Linked DNA regions of Mus musculus: all the other regions are linked to region 2. Evidence: chromatin contacts called from ENCODE POLR2A ChIA-PET data. All regions are on one chromosome and are shown on one strand. The core of a region is the stretch at or near the end of the contact, and the rest is flanking DNA. Distances in the headings are between cores, read along the strand shown.

Region 1 (4,494 bases), core at 1,087-3,586, 190 kb after region 2:
AGCCAACTTGCAAGAACCCGGACCAGCCCATCTTCACGAATAAAAACTTGAGTTTTAGCTGGGCGTAGTGGCGCACGCCTTTAATCCCAGCACTCGGGAGGCAGAGGCAGGCGGATTTCTGAGTTCGAGGCCAGCCTGGTCTACAAAGTGAGTTCCAGGACAGCCAGGGCTACACAGAGAAACCCTGTCTCGAACCCCCCCCCCCCCCCGCCCCAAATTGAGATTTAGATACAGGGCATCTTGGGATTTGTAGTTTCAAGCCTCACCGGAGCGTGAGAAGTAGTGTGAGAAAGCTCTGCGCATGCGTAGGGTGGCTATCCACACGTGTCGTTAAAGGGTTTCTGTTTATATTGAGTCGCTAGTCCGTTGCGGAAGTTTCCCTTGATTTTCTCAACAGAGGCTTGCAATATTTCAATTCTTGCTTTTTCATGACTGAAGGTTGCTGGGACTGATCGTGCCAATGGGGAGTGGGCTAAGTTGTTTTCAAGTTGAGGCATTCCCATAGACCTGTCCCTCACCTGAAGGTCAAAACAAAGAAACCACAGCAAAACCTATCAAAGGCCTCGGTAGTACTTTGGGATTCGAATCATGGTTACTTTAGTAAATATTGGTTTAAGCAGGGCGAGAAGAAAACGAACCTGCAGTCAACTGGGGAGCTGTGCTTAGAGCTACATTTTCAAATAATTTATGATTTGAATCATTATTGCTCAATAAGCTTAAGGTCAGGTAAGCATAATTTGGATGGATCATCTCTAACGGAGCAAATTATGCTATATCCACTGAGATAGAGGTGCGGCTGAAGAGTGAATCCCTTATCGGCGGTAGGACTAGGAGGGGATGGAGACGGGAAGGGGGTAGAAGAAAGCACCAGGGTCTCCAATTCTATAATGGTGTACGGCTGAAAAGGAAAAACTACTGAATTCAAACGGCAGAAGCATTCATGACCTGGCTCTTGCCTAAATTGCTCTGGGCAATCCTCATCTCACTTTTAAGGTAGGTTAAGGGATTAGGTCTTCTGATCGAATTTAGCTGCCTTGTTTTATTTTAGAAGTTATTGCCAGGGGCTGAATAAGATGACTCAGCGATTAAGTGCACTTGTTGCTTTGCTACAGGACCCTGGTTTTGAGTGCCAGCAATCGTATATGGCAGCTCACAACTGTCTTGTAGCTCTAGTTCCAGGAGATTCAACACCTGACTGTCTCGTCAGAAACGTGATGCAGACATAAATGCAGGCAAAACAAACATAAATCCGGTGGCGCATGCCTTGAATCCCAGCACTTGGGAGGCAGAGGCTGGCGGATTCTCAGTTCGAGGACAGCCTGGACTACAGATTGAGTTCCAGGACAGCCAGAGCTACACAGAGAAACCCTGTCACGAAAAACAGAACAAAAAATGGCCACGTGTTATTTTTCAGTCCCATGTAAAAAGTGTTTAAACAGCATTGAACAATAACAGGACAGTTGCTCTAGTAAAATCCAGCACCGCCAGCTGCCTGCCCTGCTCTTTACGTCGGTGTAGTGCTGTTTAGGGGAGCGAAAGAGAAAGTTACATTTTAACCCCCTCCCCCAGTTTCTCTGTGTAGCCTTGGCTGTCCTGGAACCAGTTCCATAGATCAGGGAGTGCTGGGGTTAAAGGGGTGCGCCGCCACTGCCCGGCTTCATTTTAACTTATTTTTGATCAAAGGGTTTTGTGATGTAGCTTTCCTGGCACCAGAGGGGTCTACTGTTGCCTTATTCCCTATCCCTGCCCTCCCTCCCTCCCAATCCAGTTCTGAGGCACGCCGGACTGCGGAACAGTTTAAATTTTAGGGAGTTGTAGTAAGGACACGGTTAGCTGTAGTTGAAGGATTCCTAGGTCCATTACACACCGAAAACACCCATGCACTACTAAATTTCTAGCTCCAGCAAAATCTGCAACTCAGTGGGGCTGGGGCCAGTTAAGAGTACTGTGGGCTCTCGTAGAGGACCCAGGTTTGATTTCAGCATCCACATGGCTCACCACCACCAGCTTCACAGGCATCCAATGCAATCTTCTGATCCCCACGGCACTGCGCGCACATGGTTCAGACAAAAATACCAATATACGTTAAAGAAGAAAGAAGAAAGCTGCAGTAAGGAAAAGGAAACGAGACGCTGGGAGGACCTAATGGCAAGAGAGGCCTAGAGGCGGTACTTATTCTCTCACGTGACTCAACTTGGCCAGGGCCACTCTGTGCCAGATCACGTGTGAGTGCTTCGCTCTCCGATTGGCTTTGGTAGGCCAGTTTGAACGGCGTACGGAAGCCGAAATTGTTCATTTCGGCCGCGTTTAATTTTTTTTTTTTTTTTTTTTTTTTAATTCCCTGCCTCTGGCTCCCTCCTTCCGCGCGAGCCTCTGGAGAAGCTGCAGCACTTAGGCGCCGCCGCTGCCTCCCGGGGCCTGGTAGGTGGGCCTCGCTCGGCCGGGGCCCCTTGGCTTCAGCTCGCCTCGAACCTCCCTGGGTTCTGGGCCTGCGCCGCGCGCCGCCCAGGCGTCGGGGTCGCGCCCGGCTGAGAGGCGGGGTACCGGGTTGGGCCAGCTCTCGAGGCCGGCAGAACGGGCCGGGCGGGGGAGGGGGAGCTGATCTGATCTCAAGGGGTGGGGCCTCGGCGCCCGGGCAGGTTCGGGTGCCACGAGATGCGGGCCAGTGGGGCGGCTGGGGTCGGGCTGGAGGGGCGCTGATTGGGGGAATCGTCGGGGGACGTCGCGTGGATCGGGTGTGTGTGGGGATCTGTTTCGGCGGGGCTTGGTTGGGTCTGATTCGGGGGAGACAGCCTTGAAAGTTGAGAGGGGAAGGTTGTTTAGTCCTAATAGGGAGGGGCGTCAGACTTGAGACCAGAGGGCTTTGCTGAGTCTGGCTGCGAGGCGGTGGTGGGATCCGTTGAGGGTAGCGCACCGGGCGGGTGTTTGTGCGGGACTCTGTAAGGGAAGCTGCAGGGATTGGACGGATGGGGTCTCCGACGTGAAGTGATCGGGGGTGAGGGGGTGGGAGGGGGCTTAGGGGAATTTGATTGGGGGAGCTGCCAGAGGTCCGTCAGCATTAATTCCTGCTGACTGGGGCGGAGGGTAAGAGCTAGAGAAGCTTGGCCAGATCTGATTGGGGGCAGGCAGCGGGCATTGGGGGCTTTGGTCGTGGGTTGGGTGATTCTGACTGGCTCTCATTCAAAGAGACATTGGAAACCTATCGGGTATTGCTTGTATTCTGGTTAAGGAGGGTCACAGGGCCGCGTCTAGGTCAGAAAGGGGGCCATGTGGCGTCTACTGAGCTTGTAGAGCCGGTTTAGAAGAGGGAGCAGGGATGAGCAAGATCTGGGCGCTTAGGGACCTAGAGGAGCTCAGAAATCTAGGAGGCGGCTGGCATCTAGTGGAGCTGGAAGGCTGGATTTTGGGGAAGGGAATCCTCGTGGACTGAGCCTTCACCTGAAAGACCGCTGGGGCGGGGCCCCTCGCCCTGGAGGGAGGCGGAAGCCGTGAGGCCCGTAACCGGGGGCGGCGGTGGCGTGGATCGCTTTGGAAAGAGGGTTCCTCGTTAGGCTCGATGTGGATCCGTCGCGCCCCCGCCGCTGGTCCTGATGGCCCGCTTTTATATTCCCCCCACTCGCACTCCCGAGCCCGCGACTGCGTGGCCGAGGATGGCTTAGCTGGCGGGGACCCCGCACTTGGACAGGCGCGGATTGGAGGCCTCCGCTTCTCGGCGGAGAGCGCTTGCGTCTGCATGCAGCCGCCTCTGCCTCGGGGACTCAACTTGGGTCTCACACAGAACTCCAGCGACCCAGCGCTGATCCAGGCTCCTACCCCTGCAGTTCGCCTTGCGCCATGGACTGGCAGCCAGACGAGCAGGGCCTGCAGCAGGTCTTGCAGCTTCTCAAAGACTCGCAGTCGCCCAACACAGCTACTCAGCGCATTGTGCAGGATGTATCCTTCTTTCCTTCCGGGGCTCACGGAACAGTGCCGATGTCTGCACCTCGTGAAGGCCAGAGAGGGAGGGACTACTTCTTGATTCCCAGACTTTTTCTGCTGAGAGAGAACATGAATTAAAGGTTTAGGTCTTTGGTTCCATTTCTGGAGTGGAGAAAATGATGGGCATGTCTGATGTTCACTGAGTACTTAATCCTGTAACTGTTGAGTGTTGGTAACTTTCCTTTAACAGACGGGAACCTGGAGGCTTAAACAGGGAAAATGCCTCAGCAAGGACCCAGGGTTAAGAAGTCCAGCCATCGCAGATTTTAGTGGTATGCCTTGTCAGAATGAGGGTAGATAGGTAGGGACGTTGGAGTTGCAACATGAGTGTTTTTGAAGTTGAAAACTTTTTTCCTAAGAGCTCTTTATATCATATACATATATATGTAGATAGATATAGATTAGTTTTGTTATTAATTTGATACACCTATGAAGAGGGGCCTTCAGTTGAAAAATTATCTCAATCAGATTGGCCTGTGGGCATGGCTGTGGGAAATTTTCTTGATAATAATTGAT
Region 2 (4,630 bases), core at 1,287-3,786:
GAATCACTGGTGGTTCCCACTCTCCATCCATCTCTTCATCCCAGTCCTCAGGCTTCTTAGCATCAGGGTCAGGGATGTGCTCTGGCTTGTCCCAGTCCTAGGAGTACACGTGGAGGTCAAAGTGGACCCAGATGTCCTCCATTCTATGACAGAGGTGGAGCTACCCTCCCAACACTAACCTCAGGCTTGGAATCTGTGGGGTCATCGATCTTGGCTCGTTCATCCCAGTCTTCCGGCTTGGCAGCATCAGGGTCCTTTATCTTCTTGGGTGGCAGAAAGTCCCAATCATCCTCCAAGGAGCCTGACTCCACCTGGCTGTTGTCAATTTTCACCTCATAGGTGTTGTCTGGCCGCACAATCAGTGTGTATAGGTGTGTGAATTCATCATCCTGAAGAGGGAAGGAGGTGAGCAGTCCCTCCCACCAGGCTGCCGGGACCTCCCATGACAGCCATTTAAATGACTACCCCAGGCACACCTTACACCGGATATCCTTGTTGATCAGCACATTCTTGCCCTTGTAGTTAAAGATGACATGAACCTTCTTGGTGCCAGGACCGCAGATGTCCGGACCTATGTAGGAAGCATATGCAGGCTGATGGCAGGCTCTATCCTTTGAGAAAGGGAGACCTAACCTCATCTATTTGTGACTATATACCATGCATACACAGGAGCCTGCAGAGGTCTGAAGTGGGCACGGGAGTCACAGGACACTGTGTGAGTGCTGGGAACTGAGCTTGTGTTCTCTGAAACCACTGAATTCTATCTCCAGCTCTTATTTTATTTTTGACAGAGGAGACTGTTACATTTAACTGAAGCTGCCTTTAAAGTTCTGATCTACTTCAGTGGTCTGAATGCTGGAATTACACATATACACAGCCATCGCTATCCAGAAATAAAAACCTGTTTTGGTTGGGGTTTGTTTGTTTTTTTGAGACAGGTTCTCTATACAAAGTCCTAACTGTTCAGGAACAGTTATACATCTGACTTCAATGCATCCATTAAAGGCATAAAAGACTACAAATCTGAAACGATTACCATTCTGGGGCCAGCAAATGGCTCAGTGGTAAATTAGGTACTTGCCACTAAGCCTGACAATCCAAATTTGATCCTAGAACCCAGATGACAAAAGAGATTTCCAAAGTTGCCCTCTGACCTTCACACTAGCACACCCTTTCATACTTGAGTACAGAAGAAATATGCACATGCTCAGATTTTTCACTGATTTTTAGACCCTGTCATTAGCATCATTTCTAAAATTATTAACACGTAGAAAATATCATACAAATGAACAATATAAGTCTTCAAGTAATATTGTACACCAACTAATAAAGTTGTCCTTCAGGACAAAAATTTTCATCATTCAAGTGCTTTCCATGGTATGAAGATCAGCATTCTGGTTACAAAGGGTTTCAGTCTGCACCCACTGTCCAACCGGCAGAGGTCAGCACTGGCTGGGGGCCCCTCACCAAACATGATGTTATATTCTGAGTCTCCATGCATGTCCTTCTGGTCCAAACCACTCGGAAACAGCTTCACGTAGCCGCCCCCACAGTCGATATTCTGCTCATGCTTCACCGTGAACTGTACCACCAGTGTCTGGCCCTTATTGCTGAAGGGTTCGAATTTGGCGGACAGTGCGTAAAATCGGGCATCTTGGCTTGTCTGCAGCCCTGTGATGAAATGGGACTGTCATCAGGTGAACCCGGAATACCCTAGACCTAGAGGGGCACGGCTGACCTCCCTTCCTTCCTCCACCTGTCCTTGGCTCCCGTGTTCCTGGGAAAAGCCCCAACAAGATGTATGTGCTGACTACAGCTTCCTCCAGGAAGTTGTCCTGCACCCACTCCCTTGTACCTTTATCCTTCTCCAGGTCCCCGTAAAATTTGCCAGAACTGAGGACAAATTTGCCAAAATCGGACTTATGTTTGGATTCGACCCAGCGGTTGGTCCAGGCATCTGAAAGGGAAGGGCATAGAGTCAGATTAGCGGGGCCGTCCGACCCCCGCCCCCATAACCAACGTCTGTCAGGAGCTACAAGCAGGTGGGGGTGGGGAAGGGGATTCCCATCCCAACCTCAAACTTGACATCTCGATGGGCTTCAGGTCCTTGGACGAATCCTAACTCTGGGGGCGGGAAACGGCTGAGCCTTCCTAGTCCCACAAGGACGCACACATGGAACCGCCCGCGGCCCTAGTCCCTCTGGGGCCACAGTGTTGGCCCTCTGAACGGTAATTACATTACACACGACGAGGCAGCCGAGGTCTCGGGGCCCAGCAGTCGCTAAGCGGCCTCGAGACGGGCCCAGACCTTACCTCCGTCCAAGAACTGCTCTTTGAAATAGATGGCAGGGTCTGCGGCGGCCAGGCCGAGGAGGCCAAGCAGGAGCGGCACCGAAAGGAGCATGGCGGGCCGAGGGGGCGGCGGCACACAGGCCTTTTAAGACGATCTTCAGGCAGCGGCTCTGCGGTATTGACGGACGCGGCCACCGCCGCTTCAATTTATATTCACCTACCTCTCACCCGAACCTGACACAGCCGCTGAGCCCGCCCCTCGGTCCTTTTGACTGGTTTAGACCTACAGCTGTCCCTTTCCATTGCTTCCCAGTTGGCTCAGCAAGTTAGGCTGTGGCTCGGAACGCTGGGATCCCAGATGGCTGATTTCTATTGGTCGCACTATGGGCCAATGAGGGTCGACCACGCGTTGTGGGGGACGCCCCCTGGTGGGGTGGGGGCCGCTAGCCCACTCAGGCACGGTCACGTGACTGAACCTCAGCCCAACCCCGCCCTTGCTGCTGAGAGTCTCTGGCTCGCTAGGAGTCGTTTAAAGAATCCGCGCGAGCGGTACCAGGTGTTAACCGTGCGGTGCGGGACCGAGACGGGTCCTTAGCTTCGGCCCTTTCCCATCCTCTCTGGTCAGAGGGAAGAAGTAAGGATTATTTGCAACTTTCACGTTCCGTCTGTCCTGCACCTAGGGAACGCCCACCGATGGCGAGCGTTTCCTATTCAGGATAAGGTCAAGGGCCAGCCAGGATCCTGAGGTTTCGCTGCATTCTGGTTCCACAGTTGTTCAGGCCATAGAGAACGTACCAGCTTTCTCCTCTCGTCCCGTAGTTCCCTGCAGCCTGTGTGACATGATACAAGTCATTTCGCCTCCCTGAAATGTCAGAAGCCAACAGGGGTGACCCTGAGCTATCTTGACAGAAATGCTTTTAAACCTTTTAGGGCTGTCCACGGTTCAAGAGCAGGAAACACAGAAGTCTCAGGGGTGTGAGTGTAAGCGTGTTTTCTTGGGTGAGAAGTAGGGGTTTTTTGATTTTTGTTTTTTTTTTTTTTCTCTTTCTCTTAAGCTGGAGAATGAAAGGAGTCACTTCTTGTGGTCTCCCACAAACGACTTGGCTTTTGCAATAAACGGCAGAAGGCAAGGGGTGCCGTTTGAGGAGGAAAAAGGACACAGATGGCTATGGTGATAGTTCTAGTGAGATAAGCAGGACCCTTGGATCTGGAGTCCTCTGACTCAAATCATGTGACTCTGCCTGCTGCCTGGAGGAGGAAGAACAGTACCTGTAGGGGATGGGGGATGGGAGGTGTTTCCAAACTGAGGAATTGGGAACCCTGAAACAAGACTATGAACTGCGCAGAAGGAATCCTTACAAAAATGGCGTGCTTCCTTTGCAGTGAGAGGAACTCAGTCAAGCAATGACACTTGAGGTCAAGAAGCTGGGTCTCCACCCTGTCCCCCAGGCAGTGTACAGAACTCAGCATTGCTGGTGAAGGTCCCACTGGAGGACACCCAAGTTCAACATGATCTTGACAGACCTGTGACTGACCTGACCCTCCCTCCAGTCCTGTGCCACTGACACATATGCTTGATGCCTTCTGCTTTGTCCTAGTACCCAAGACGGTGAGTGAAGCAGGGGTCAAAAGTTCAGTTCTCAGCTGCATAGTGAGTTTGAGGCCAGCCTGGGTTAAATGATACACTGCTTTAACACAATGAAATAAAGGACAGGAGAGATTGGTTTGGAGCACTGGCTGCTCTTCTGAATGACCCCAGTCCTATTCCCAGCACACACACATGAAGGATCAAAACCAGGTAATTTGAGTTTCAGAGGGTCTGAAGCCCTATTCTGTGGGCACCAGATGTGTAAATAGTACAGAGACATACGTGCAGGCAAAACATCTATACAAATAAAATAAAAATTAAAAGCTTTAAAAAAAAAACAAACCCTGAATGTGGTAATGCACAACTGTAAACGCAGTATACTTCAGCAGGATAGCAGGCAGGAACATGAGAATCACACTTGACCAGCTTGCTTGCAATGCAGCAGGAGAAAAGAAGAGAGACCCTGTGTCAGATAAGGTGGACGGTGAGAGCCGGTGTCCTCTGACCTCCACACTATGTTGTGATGTGTAATGCAGGTACATGCACACAAACACTATATTCTCTTTTCTTTTTTTTTAAAGATTTATTTATTTATTATATGTAAGTACACTGTAGCTGTCTTCAGACACACCAGAAGAGGGCATTGGATCCCATTACAGATAGTTGTGAGCCACCATGTGGTTGCTGGGATTTGAACTCAGGATCTTCGGGAGAGCAGTCTATGATCTTAACCACTGAGCCATCTCTCCA
Region 3 (4,437 bases), core at 135-2,634, 160 kb before region 2:
GTTTTGTCTCAAAGACACAACAGAGCTTCAGGCAGTCACCATCCCAGGAGGCGACAGAATATTTTATCTCCCAGGAGGAGACAGAATTCAGGCCCAGGCAGCAGGTTGGGCCTGGAAAGCTAGGGCGTATTGCAACGCTGTGAGGGCTCATCTTCTAGACTGGAGCCCCCAGGTTCCGGCGCCAGAAGGCTGAGAACGATTTCAGGACTCTAGAATAATCAGGTAATGTCTGCTGGGCTGCCTCCATAGTGGGTGGGGTAGGGCGGTGGGTTGAGTAGGGGCCATACACACCGAAAACAAGATGTTTGAACTAGGTATCCGGTGCAGCCCACGCTAACTCCCATCCAGCCGCTGGCCTGTCCTTGTTAGCAGTTGGCCAAGGTGTCAGAGAAGAGGCGTGGGAAAGAGGAACCCCCCCCCCCCGGTTCTGACCCTAAGCAAACATACGGAGATGTGTGTGTGTGGGGGGGGCAGATCCCTTAGCTCACACCAGGTTTTCCTAACCTGCTCCCCACATCCTAAACCATAGGCCCTGGGCCGCCTGCAAACTCCCAACACGCCCAGCCTTACCTGATGCCCTCCCGTCGGAGTTTACCCGCACATCTCTAGTCTCTGACCTCGTGCGACCCCCTGCAAATATCTTAGGGCTCTCTCCAATCCGCCCCCACTCGAGCAAGCTCCGCCCACCCCCCCCCAAGTCTAACTTCCCGGGCTTTTCCTCACCTCCCCCCAAGGCCTGTAACCTGACCCGCCCACCCCCTTCCCCAGCGCCCTCTACCTGCAAGCTCCGGCCCTCCCGCACCCCTCCAGGCCTTTTCCCTCGGGCGGCGCAGCCCTCCGCCCTCCCACCCCCCGCCAGCCCGAGGCCTCCCCTCCCCCCTCCAGCCTCGCCTGCCGGCTCCACGCGATTACCCCCTCCGGCCCTGAGACTTCAAGGATCCCGCGACCCGCGCCTCCCCCGAGCGGCCTTCAAGCCCTGCGGGCCGGGCCCGCGGGCTGGACGCTGTAGGCCGCCAGCTGAGATTCGGCCATCTCACTCTTGCCCTCCCGCCGCTGTCAGCGCCGCGGGCTCGGCTTCTGGTTCGCAGCAGGGCGCCCGGAGGCCTCGCCTCTCGGCCCTCCGCCGGAACCTCTGATGTCCTCGGGCCGCCCCGGGCGGGAGGAGGCCGGAATTGGGCCTGGGGCGGGCCATCTCACCTGCGCTGTGGCCGCGCTCCGGGGCCTCCCGGCGGGCTCCGCAGCGGCAGCTGGGGCCGGGCCTGGGCCCGGGGCGCGCCTCCCTGCGCCTCGGCCTCGGCCTCCGCCTCTGCGGCCTCCGCGGCCTCCGCCTCAGCAGCAGTGGTAGCCGCGGCGGCCATTCATTGTGGGCCAGGCCGCCCCAGCCGAGCGCCGAGGAAGCGCACGGCGCTGCCGGCAGGGAGGAAAACTGCCTCGGCCCCGCCCCTTAGGCAAGCTTAGCCGCGCTTCGAGCGCTTCGGTTCTCACCAGCTCCTCTTTCCTCCCGGGTCTCGGTTCTGTAGACGGGCTAAGTTGAGTGACTGCGGGACAGGTTGCTCTGTATCTTGGAGCTTCAGTTTCTTGTAAAATGAGAACAACTGTTGTTCCAGGAACAGTTTAGGCTCTTTGTGGAAATGAGGTTTCATGGAGCTGAGCTGAGTAAACTATCAAGATCACAGGAAAGTGAATACGAAGATTTAAACTTAGGTTCAAGAGGTTAATAAAGTGAAAACTCAGGATGCTTATGCGATGTGAAGTTCTGTTAGCATTTTGCACTAACTCAGATAATTATACGTCTTATAACTAATGTTAGAGAGGCCTGACTACTTTTTGGATGGGTAGCAGAGTCAAGAACAGAAGAGTGCGGACTGGATTAAGAGTGTCTACTGGCCGGGCAATGGTGGCACACACCTTTAATCCCAGCACTTGGAAGGCAGAGGCAGGATTTCTGAGTTCGAGGCCAGCCTGGTCTACAGAGTGAGTTCCAGGACAGCCAGGGCTACACAGAGAAACCCTGTCTCAAAAAAATTAAGAGTGTGTACTGCTCTTGTTGAATAGAGTTCAGTTCCCAGCAGTCATGTCAGATGGCTACAGTTCTAGAAACTATCACCTTTTTGCTCTTTGAGGACTTACACACAACTGCACACATACACAAAAATAACAAAAAAATAAAATTTTGAAACAAAATAAGTACCGTTGGGCCTGGTAGAAATGCCTGAAATCTCACCATATGAGAGACTGAGGCAGGAAACTCTAATCTGCCCTGGGCTATATAACTCCAGGACAACCTGGATTAAGAGTGCCCTCTACCCCCAATTAACAGATAACATATAGCAAGGCAAGCTAAGATAACTCTCACATCCCGGATCTCCATATTTTCCTGATGCATACATTAGGCCAACACTCAGTCTGAGTGGCTCCTTTGCACACTTCCCAGGCATTCGGTTATTTAATCTTTGCCCTTGACAGCTAAGATTCCTATTTAACAGGTAAGGGAAATAGGAGCCTTACATTTTAATTAACTTGCCCAGAGTACGTGGTGGGACTGAGATTCAAAGACAGTGAATACTATTCTAGAGCCTGAGTTAACCTACAAGGTGCACACAGAAGACATCTAAAGGTGCAGAGTGCCTCCGCTTTTTGCCCTGAATTAAACTAGTGAAACTCCCTTGTAGAAGAGTTGTATTATTAAGAATCACTGGTGTAGTGTAGCCTGCGCACTTCCTTCCCTAGAAGAGTCTTGACCCTGGTCGCCCACTGTAGGTAATGTCTCTAATTGGTCAGTTATTGTCATGTGATTGGCCCGCCCTCTTTGCCAACATGGCGGCTCCCAGGCCCTAATGCGAGAAGCATGCACCGTGACTCGTTGGATCCTGTGAGCGGAAGGGAGACGCTTGTCCGGGTGGGTGGGTGGGTGGGTGGGTGTGTGGGTGTGGTGGGAAACCTGAGCCGAAGAGAGAAGTTTGTCCGGGTGTGTGTGTTGGGAAATCTGAGCCGCGGGCCTTAGCCTCTGTTGGGTCCAGTGCCCTCGAGAACGCAGGATGTTATGGAGGCCACCGGATTTTAGTTTCTACTTTATAGATATAGAGGCCACCCCCGCCCCAGAATGCAGCTCTCTGACCTCCCTATGCCTTTTCCCTTCTCTCGAAAACGGCAGGCGGGTTGAGGCGCCCGCGGATGTCCCTCGCGAGGACGATCCTGTGGCTAAGCCGTCCTCTCCGTCCGGCCCACAGCCTCTGTAGAGCTCAGTTCATGGAACGGAAGGCCCAGAAGCCTCCCTCTCCACCAGCGATGGAGAACGGCACCCGGTCCTGGGAAGAGCGCCCACCCGCGGACCCGGTTGCGACTGTCACTGAGGGCGCCGCCAAAATCGTCTTTCCCAGTGCTAACGAGGTTTTCTATAACCCGGTGCAGGAATTCAACCGGGACCTGACGTGAGCAAGGGTCGCGGGTTAGCTTGGCCAAGGGGAGTTGGTCAGTTAGGTAGAGGTTGTACGAGAATATCAGTCCGGGACGCGGCACTCAAAGGAAGAGAAAAGTTGGTAGAGAGGCGTCAGCATTAGTCGAAGGCCAACATCTTGAAAGATGAAGGCACATACCGGATTTTTATATTAAGTGCCAGGACTATACATTCCTTTTAGGGTCCTCCTGTGTTCAAGGTGTGTGGCTCCCCTTTTCCCTTTACAATGTGGTCGTGGACTTTGACTTCCGAGAGTTAATTCCTGTAGTTGTATTCACACAGACCTGTTACTTTTCTGCAAGTCAAATTTCACGTCAGTTTACATACATTGAATTGAAGAGGGGGGGGACTTTGCAAAAGTCACCTTACGGTTTTCTGGGTTTAACTAAAGATAGAGCAGTTAGCATTTTTAGCCTTTGAGATGGGATTTCTCTACTAGAATTTGGGGCAGTAAGGAAGGGACTTTATGGATTAGGGAGGGACAACAACCTTTTCAACTGTCAAAGGGAGGACTGAGGACCTGGGCCACAGCTAAGGAGCTGGCATACAATGTGACCACCTCCCTACCATCCCCTCCTCCAGGTGTGCTGTGATCACAGAGTTTGCTCGAATTCATCTTGGGGCCAAGGGAATCCAGAGTGAGTGGAGGTTCAGGCCTGGGGGGAAGAGTATCACTCACAAAGTTCACTTCCCACTTCATCCACACCTCATTTAGGTTCCTGAAAGCTCTAGGCTCTCTGCTCTTTCTGCCTTTCTCCTGGGGGTTCAGGGAAACACCTTCTTGCATGAATCATCAGGATTTTGACCATTTGAAAGTTACGGTGAAATTTCTTAAAAGGATCATTGATAGTCTGGTTTTTGCCTGAGTGACTGCAGTCAAGGTTCCAGGAGAGAAGGACTCAGAGAAAATAGCTGTGGACTTGTCTGATCAAGAAGAGGAAACAGCTGGAAAGAATGAAAATCTGGCCCCAGGGGACTGG

Evidence for each region. ChIA-PET counts read pairs that join two places held with the same protein, here RNA polymerase II (POLR2A).
Region 1: POLR2A ChIA-PET joins it to region 2 with 20 read pairs in embryonic stem cell. The contact joins the promoter of Tnpo2 here to the promoter of Calr in region 2. POLR2A ChIA-PET finds 5 or more read pairs at or near these places in 4 of 5 experiments (Patski and embryonic stem cell).
Region 3: POLR2A ChIA-PET joins it to region 2 with 25 read pairs in embryonic stem cell. The contact joins the promoter of Nacc1 here to the promoter of Calr in region 2. POLR2A ChIA-PET finds 5 or more read pairs at or near these places in 3 of 5 experiments (Patski and embryonic stem cell).

Annotation. Positions count from the first base shown.
Region 1 is chr8:85,034,557-85,039,050 of GRCm38, forward strand. Tnpo2 (transportin 2 (importin 3, karyopherin beta 2b)) reads left to right here and starts at 2,337. Exons shown (of 25, transcript NM_001364032.1): 1 at 2,337-2,421; 2 at 3,779-3,933. The coding sequence starts at 3,835.
Region 2 is chr8:84,844,395-84,849,024 of GRCm38, forward strand. Calr (calreticulin) reads right to left here and starts at 2,537. Exons shown (of 9, transcript NM_007591.3): 1 at 2,314-2,537; 2 at 1,856-1,957; 3 at 1,468-1,671; 4 at 477-571; 5 at 180-389; 6 at 1-97. The coding sequence starts at 2,404. 1700122E12Rik (a long non-coding RNA gene) reads left to right here and starts at 2,753. Exons shown (of 3, transcript XR_106144.5): 1 at 2,753-2,926; 2 at 3,676-3,901.
Region 3 is chr8:84,686,478-84,690,914 of GRCm38, forward strand. Nacc1 (nucleus accumbens associated 1, BEN and BTB (POZ) domain containing) reads right to left here and starts at 1,385. Exons shown (of 6, transcript NM_025788.3): 1 at 1,198-1,385. It overlaps Trmt1 (tRNA methyltransferase 1), which reads left to right and starts at 2,770. Exons shown (of 17, transcript NM_001164559.1): 1 at 2,770-2,872; 2 at 3,155-3,431; 3 at 4,040-4,095; 4 at 4,334-4,437. The coding sequence starts at 3,175.